Linked DNA regions of Homo sapiens: region 2 is linked to region 1. Evidence: chromatin loops called from intact Hi-C (ENCODE). Cell type or tissue: IMR-90. All regions are shown on one strand. Each heading gives the region's core, and the rest is flanking DNA. Links, peaks and the distances in the headings are about the cores only.

Region 1 (4,409 bases), core at 297-4,296:
GAGTGTAGCATAGTTCATCTAGACAGTAGAACTCTCTAGCTGAGACATAATATTCTTGAATTGCTTTGTCTAAAACAAAATAGTCTAAAGCACATTTGAATATGACTGATGTTCATAAGCTAGATGCAAAATCATGTCTCATTACTTCATTGTCTAACTTCATTTAAAACAGTGAGTTTTTAAAATGTGGGTCCAAACTTTCAAAAGATTTGGCTTTTGAAATATAAACCCTCTCAAAAAAAATTTGTACTATCTATACCTTTTCAGATATTACAGATTTTTTTCTCAACACCTACCAATCTCAGACACATATCACTCCAAGTTTTAAAACAAAACAGAAAACATTAAAATAAAAAAAAAAAACAGAAAGAAGCAGATTTGCTGTTAGATAATAGGGAAAATTTGTCTTATCTAACAGATATAATATTGACTTTTCAAAAGAAAATATTCGTGGGCTTTAATCACAAAGAGAAGGAGACGTAATATATAATGCAGGAAAAATAAGTTTGTACAAAATTTTTACAGGGCACATTCTTTGTTCTTTGTCCATACTAGAAAAAATTAGTTGGCTATGAGTTGCAAAGAACATGCTGTTATAAAACGAAAAGTTGACATCTGGATCCAGCCCAAAGAATAAAAGCATCACCCTATAATATTTACTTAAGAATCACAGAAGTTCATTTTAAGGTTAAGAAACTTGCATAATAGAAAATTTTTATCAAAGTTTACTCAAGTTTGGCTACAGTGTATGTATATAAAATGCCTAAAATGGAGTACGTGATTGGGCAATGTAGTGCCTTTGAAGTTACATATTTAGTAATGCCTTAGCATTATTGCCTGTTTTAAATATAAAGAGCTTTCATGTTAGTTCCTGTGACCTAATGAATTTCCTCAAGAGTACTTTATTAAATCGTATCTTCCTAATGCTAGGAATAATAGCTACAGGAATAAATTAAATTTAAAATGATTTATTTTTGCCCACAAAAGAGCATTTCCCAGTTACACTTAAATAATGTCTTTTTTCTTTAATGTTTCACTTTGAAAACAAAATAAAATAACATTTTACTTTTATGTTTTTATTTCATATCTAGTTTTTACTTTGAGACAATAGATGAAAGGATGTTTAAAGGAGACAGTAAGTAGAGTTGCATAAAATAAAATGAGAATAAAATTTGGGAAATAAAATTCCATCTTCTAAGCGTGAAATAAGGGTATCTAATGAGTAAATTTAGGTAAAAAACCATTCTCATGATATTCACAGGAATGTATATTGTAAAGACTTTCCTGGAAGGCATTTTGGCAGGAAGGATAACTGCAGTTAATTTTCATATACTTTAACCTGATTATTCTACCTCTAGGATGTATTCTAAATAAACAACTACATGTACCACAAGGCTGCTCATGCAACCTGAAAACAACCATACTTATAAATATATACATAAAATTATATAACCATAAAATAATGCACAATTCAGTTTTTGATTAACATGGAAAGATTTTCAAATGGCAAGACCAGGTTATAGAATAATATATGTAATATGACCATTTTTGTGCATAGAGGATAAAAGTATGGGAAAGAACCCTAACTATGAACAATGATCCTGGTTGAGTTTGGGCGGGTGGGGAAAGGATTGGGAGGTGAGCAGCTTACATTAAGTCTTTTAAAAACATGGATTTAAACAATATTTTCTTGACACATTAAACTAGTAAATTTCTACTTTCTAATATAAAGAAAAAGCTAATCATTCAAAAAGCTTTATTAAATGATGTAAATAGCTTTGTTTCAATGTAACTTTTAATCACTATAAGCAAAATGAAGTATCTCAAGAATACTAATGATTACATTCATGTTTCCTCTGGATAGTAAATCCTTTGCTGCCATCTTCTGGAACTTGATTATTAACGTATACTCTGGGCTTCCCAGAAGAGACAAAAGAATAATTACATCCTTACATGAGCACAATGCTGACGCCAAATTAGCTGTATGCACGTGCTAAATCATTTCTTTTATTCTCATTAACCTACAGTCGGGCTCTGGACTTCCCTTGAGAATCCTGAATGGGATTATTTTTTTACAAAGAAATTCCCACTAAGTAATGCCTGGGCTTTCTTCAGTGCTGGATTTTAATTCCACAAAAACTCATAATCTTACAAATGCATATAATGATAACAGATAAAATAGAACAATTTGAATAAAGAGTAACGTGTAAATAAGTGATTAAAAAAACTTGAAACTATGTTTACCCTCCCCCCCCCTTTTTTTCAAACATTAGTTTGGGGCCCTTTATTTAGGAAATCTTAATCAGAAATCCAACATACAAACAAAGAGAACTGGGCATCCACTTGTATCCTTCTTCAAAAAAGTGCCTAAAAGTATATTTGCATTCGTGTGTGAAACTAGATTTGTCTTAAAGGGATCATGTACAAAGCAGGAAGGAGCCAAGCAATTCCAGAAAGGTGGATGAACAGAGGAGCTACACATGGGAGAAATGATGCAAAAAGACAGTGTGTGCTAATCGATCAGGAAAGAAGGAAAGCACTGGGTTAATTTCTTACATAACAATAATGTGGTTTTATATATGTGAGATGCCATTAAAAGTAAAGATTCCTTAAAACTTCAGTGATACAATAGAGGCTATATAATCAATCTTGTCTGGGACATTTCCAGGAAAAAGCAATGTTCTTTCAAACCTATCTGGGTCTTAAGATGTGACTGTACTGTGCGCTTTCCCTTCACCACTCACGTCTGGAAAGATAATGAACTCCCTCAGCCCCACTTCCTTATCTCCCATTCACTTGCAGACTTAATCAGTCATGCTTCAGCTTTCTTCTCTCCCAGTTGAAGCTGGTGAATGTTTAACTCTTGGGATGGGGAAGGATGTGAGAAGGGAACACCCTGATTTGTAGCATTGTAGCATTTGCTGATTTCAAGTAATTCCACCATCACTGATCTAAAGCTGATGTCATTGAATGCAGAGCTGGGCTTGGATGTGCACAAGAGACTCTCCTGAGTAGGTATGAGCTCCAGTGCACAAGGGCCTCTGCTGAGTAGGTGTGAGATCCAGCACACCTCTCTCTAATCCCTCTATTGAAACTGCTCTTACCTAGGCATGGTACAGATCCCAGTGACCTCCTAAGGAAAAATCTAGTTTGCTTCTCTACTTGACTAACAGGCAGCATGAGCCACTCCCTTATTGGTGAGCCATTCTCCTCTTTGGTTCTCTTCCTATTTCCCTGGCAATTTCTTGCCTTTCTGTGCTACGTACAACCTCTGCCCATAACTTGATAGATGCTTCCTAGGGTCCTATCCTCTGCTCCCTTCTGTATTCACTCCCCTTATAATCTCAGCCCCTCAACCACTCCCATATATCACAGGCACCTCCAACTCAGGGAGTCCCAGTCTGACATCATGCTGTCCCCTCTTCCTTTTTTACCTGCACCCGGCACACACTTCAATCGTACTATTTACCATAGTTTAAAAATGTATCTATTCCTCTCTATATTCACTGATATTGCCTAATTTCATCTGCATGTCATATCTCTCCTGAGCAAATGCCACAGCTTTTTGGGTGATTTTTTTTTGTCTACCCTCCTTTCAAATTCTTCTCCCCACAACCACCATTCATCTTCCAACTCAACTGTCAAAATTACACTTCTTTGGCACAGTCTAATTACATTTCCTGCTTTCTCCCATTTTTTCTCTAGGTTAAAATATTAATTGCACAGGCCATAATCAATCCTGCTTCCCTGCCATGTGTAGGAGGCACCAACAGAAATACAACTTATTAACATAAAGTTGTATGTTTTTCCCATTCTGAGCACCAGAATCTTGACTGAAAAAGTCAGGTATATGAAAATATAGTGTAGGGGTTATATGAATATCTGATTGCTGCCATAGTCATTTACTGTCTTACAACACCATCTCCAGACAGTTCTAGAGACCACAAGTCTGAAATGCATGAGCAGGGATGCACTCCTTCTAGAGGCTTTAGGGGAGAATCCGTTCCCTGCTCCTTCCTAGCTTCTAAGGGCCATGACCCTGCATCACCCCAACTTCTGCTTCCATCGTGGTCACACCTCCTCTCTGATTCTTACCCTCTTGTACTCCAATTGTATGGACCCCTGTGACTACACTGGGCCCACTCTGATAATCCATAATCTCCCCATTTTGAGATCTTTAATTTAATCACACCTGCAAAGTCTCTTTTGAAATGCAAGTTAACACATTCACAGGTTCTGGGAATTAGAACATGGACTTTTCTGAGAGTTAACTACAGGGGTTAGTTAAGAACGCTGGCTCTGGGTCCAATCCTGGTTCAATTAATTAAAAGCTACTTGCCTGGATTTGAGTGATCTGTCAGCCACAAGTTTACAGAACTGCCCCTTAGAGGTGGAGAAACTTTTTTTTT
Region 2 (4,409 bases), core at 138-4,137, 710 kb before region 1:
TTTAAAGAGTGTCAATTGAAGAACCAGCATCCAAACTCAGATTTTAGCTGACTGCCTGAATTTGGCTTCTGCTGCTGTCACTTACTATCTCTGAGGCCATAAATAAGCAGCTTAAATTCCCTGTGGCTCAGCTTCCTATTTGTAAAATGCAACTAATGTTATTATATGTATCTCAGTGTCATTTCAGTGACAAATGAGTTTGTGTGTGCATGTGTGTGTGTGTGTGTGTGTGTATATACACATTATATATATATAATATATATAACTCATGTATACAATATTTGGAACAGCACTTAATATATGCTATGACATAATAAATACTCAATATATTATCATTACTATTACTATTTAAATATATAGAATCTTTATTTTTAAAATGTGACTGGCAAGCCAATTGGCTTAGGTCAATTAGCAAATTATTGGCTAATTAATAACAATGCTTCAGAAGAAAGGTGCTAGTAGATTCAACTCTAAATCAAAGCCTTTATTTTAACTATAATCAACCAGCATAGGAATTAGAGATGATTTTTTTCAAAGTCTTATAGAAACTTTACTGTTAGCTTTTTCAAAAGTTTTTATCTGAATTAAAATGGCTAAGCAATAAGATTCCAAAACTTTTCTTAATTGATTTGACAAGTGAGAATATTTCAAAAGTGTCTACTTCCATCAGCCATAATCACTACTGTTCTGGAATGTGTTCAGGTCTAATATCACTTTGACTGACAGTGAAATGGCCCCTACCTGAATTAGAACTCCTGAGGAGAAATGCCTCCAAAAAAGCTACTGCTCTCAGGAATGTCTAGATGACACATGTTTAGTTTAGTTATAGGTTAAAGGTTTCTTCAGGGGCACCTGTGGATAGTTAAAAGGATAAGTAATTCAATCAGAATTCATTTAAAATAGAAACCCATTGACTGGGGATTTGGATAAGTCTTTACATCTGCAGAATGAAAAACAACAAAGAAATACTACTCATTTTATTTTGAAATAAATCAGCTTTAAATCTGGGATTAGTGAGGAATTTACTATATAGAAGAGACAGTACTCACCAGCAGTATTTTCTTAGAACTGTCACTTCCAAATATACAATTTATTTGAATAATGCTCAGGTTGTATTCCTGAAAATGTGAGATTTATTTAAATCAGCAAGATCTGAAGTCTAATATCCCAGAAAAGAAATCTTTTTAGCATGTGTTGATGTTGAGTGTGGAGAAGAGTAGAGTTGAGGAGACAGAGCACTGAAGTACTCTCATAATGGAGTGTCTAGAGTTGTACCTTCCGATGGGATAGGAACCAGTCACATGTGACCATTTAAATTTAAGTTAAAGACCAGGTGTGGTGGCTCACGTCTGTAATGCCAGCATTTTGGGAGGTCAAGGTGGGCAGATCACCTGAGGTCAGGAGTTCGAAACCAGCCTGACCAACAATGTGAAACCCCATCTCTACTAAAAATACAAAAATCAACCAGGCATGGTGGCCGGTGCCTGTAATCTCAGCTACTTGGGAGGCTGAGGCAAGAGACTTGCTTGAACCCGGGAGGCAGAGGTTGCAGTGAGCCAAGATCGCGCCACTGCACTCCAGCCTGGGTGACAAGAGCAAGATTTCACCTCAAAATAAATACATAAGATAAGTTTAAGTTAAAAACTAAAATGAAGTTCAATTTTAAAATGTGTTCCTCAGGCACACTAACCACATTCCAGGGATCAGTAGTCACAGACAGCTAGTGGCTTCATTTTGTGAGGTCATAGAAATATTTCAGTGTTTTCAGAAAGTCCTGTTTCATGGTGCTGCTATAGAATATAGCAAAGACTACAAAGGAACAATCTTAGAATGATTTGGTATGGAATAGCAAAGTTCTCTAACATTTTTAGAATTTAAAAGTGTATCTATTCTTTGTAAAAAGCCGAGTGGCAGAATATTCTTTTAAACAATAAATTCATTGCTTTTCGGTGAGATTTCATGTTCTGTGGCATCTAATGATAGACCTCTTACTTTTTTTTAAACTAAAGACATCTTGAGACTTTGCCAGGGGATTGTTGGGGTTTGCCCATGAACCTTTTGATAAAAATATCACATTCATTGTTACAAGTGATTCAGCAACCCTGAAGTCAGTAGCAGTGCAATATTTTGGCCTTTATTTCTATAATTTGATTCAGATATTTTGTTCTTGTGAAGATAATTCGACACTACTAAAAACAGAATAATCTCATTAGCAAAATAGGTATTGAAATCCAAGTCGATTTAAAAATCACTCACTTAATAATCAAAATAGAACAAAAGTATAGTGAGTATAAGGATAGCTTGTATATCAAGTTACATTTGGACTTAATTTTGGAGCAAACATGTTTTATTTGGAAATTCTGGAAAAGACTAGGATCAGGCAGCTGAGAGAAAATGAGAAGCTCTGTTCCTCCTTTATCTCACTCCGCTCCCATCAGGACACACTGGGAAGCTCTGACATCAAAGCATTATGAAACCACATTTTAAAATCTACCTATTTTTCAAAAACATGAACATTGTGTTTGTATTATAAATTTATGATGTGTCACAAAGTACCTAAGATTTCTTGTTTTTAATAATACACTGTCAGCAGATGCGGTGGCTTGTGCCTGTAATCCCAGCACTTTGGGAGGCCGAGGGGGGCGGATCACCTGAGGTCAGTAGTTCAGGACCAGCCTGGCCAACATGGTGAAACACCATCTCTACTAAAAATACAAAAAATTAGTTGGGAGTGGTGGTGCACACATGTAGTTCCAGCTACTCAGGAGGCTGAGGCAGGAGGATCGCTTGAGCCCCGGAAATGCAGGCTTCAATGAGCTGAGATTGCACCACTGTACTCAAGCCTGAGTGACAGAGCAAGACTCTGTCTCAAAAAATAAATCAATAAGTAAAATAAATAAAAACAATAGTACACTGTCTTCAATAAATGCCACTTTTTAATTTTTAATTTTTTATTATTTTCCACAATTTTGTAGCATTTTATGACAATATATTAGGCATATTAATTGTCATATTTATGGCTGTCACCATCCATGCTATAGAATGCATAATTTCTACTGCAGTGTGATAGTGACTCTATATGTAGCTTTTTACGATTTGCAAAATCCTGTAGGTTAAGATTTTTTCTCTATCAATCAAAAAAATAGTGCGGGCAGGGAGAAACCTATGAAGTCCTCATTTAAAAAGAGAATATTCTCTGTGATCCAAGCCCCTGAAAGTTCTTCAATGAGACTTCTCCATCAGCTAAAAATAGCTGCAAAATAAATGCAAAGAAATATTTTGTGTGGTATTCACACCTTTAGAGTAGAAGTTACATTTTTTCAATAGTTCAAAATAAATATAACAAGGATATAAATGCCCCTTAAAGACTTTCTTTATTCTCAGAATTGTTTTAAAAAAGAACCAGATGAATTAAGCTTTATTATGCTCTTATTTCATTCAGCTAAACTTTACCTCAGATACTGCTGATATTTACTGATACAATTGGCTCTGGTAAGTTTTTTAAAAGGACATAAAACTATATTAGAATTGAATATATCCAGGATAACATCTACTTGGAAAGCTGCCGTAATTGTCTAGAATATCCCTAATTAGGTCAACAGAGAACACAGAAACAAAACTTGGTTCATAAAGTGTCATGTTTTTAGAAGCTCTGACAAAGGCAAGTTATGGTTTTGATGCCTTTCTATCCATGTTTGCATAGTCTGTATACAGCTGCACAAAAGAAGCTCCATGCCAAATATGCTCAAAACAGCCTGTGCCAGAATGAACAGACAATGTCATCACACAAAATGATCCTGTGGGTCAGTGTTCTTTTGTAACTTTAACATTAATCACTGTGTTCTAGAAAAAGAGAGAGAAGAAAAGGAATGGTCATTTTTTTCTGTCATTTCTTATTAAAAATAACATTTCCTCAGGATTGTAACAAAATTCTAGAACAAGACCAAGGTGTTGAGTCTTTTTCTCTTCTGAAAATATAACAGCTCCACCTTGAGGTAAAAGTATTTTATCATAGTTTGAGGTTATATTTGAAGTAGAAGGTTGTATTTGGGATGACTAGTGACCAATAATTCCTCATGGCAAAAGAAACAAATAAAGAGCTCCAAAATTATACAAGGGATATGGAAGCTCATCTTTTGTTCCCACTTTTGGTCAAAAACAGCAGGTATTAGTTACCTAAGAAGGATAAACGACTGTAATCTTAATGGTCATTTTCAGACTGGAATTTCATGTGGTCAAACCTGTGTTGATGAAATTTTATTTGAAGTTGTCAAAAAGCAAACTAGAACTTTAAAAATAGATTTACTCCTCTGGTATCCACTGGTATATAAATTTCTGCCAAGAAAATACACAAATGGAACTTTCTCTTGATAGAACCTACCACTTATATCTTACTGTTGGCAAAATGT

What was found. Peaks named below come from ENCODE experiments on the same cell type or tissue, not always from the same donor. Only the 100,000 strongest peaks of a DNase experiment are listed, where the experiment ranks them.
Region 2: a loop joins it to region 1, with 4 times the contacts of the local background. A loop is called at or near these places in 1 of 110 quality-filtered maps.

Annotation. Positions count from the first base shown.
Region 1 is chr4:155,401,546-155,405,954 of GRCh38, reverse strand. No RefSeq gene overlaps it. Among named protein-coding and RNA genes, the nearest start is that of MAP9, 27 kb to the right of the region's middle. In IMR-90, for the core only: a CTCF peak has its summit at 1,884 (motif pointing left); DNase peaks (open chromatin) are centred at 704 and 1,874.
Region 2 is chr4:156,112,871-156,117,279 of GRCh38, reverse strand. LOC102724785 (a long non-coding RNA gene) reads left to right here. Exons shown (of 5, transcript XR_939394.2): 4 at 3,443-3,492. Among named protein-coding and RNA genes, the nearest start is that of CTSO, 160 kb to the right of the region's middle. In IMR-90, for the core only: no CTCF peak of the experiment used is centred there; a DNase peak (open chromatin) is centred at 1,719; H3K27ac peaks cover 324 bases.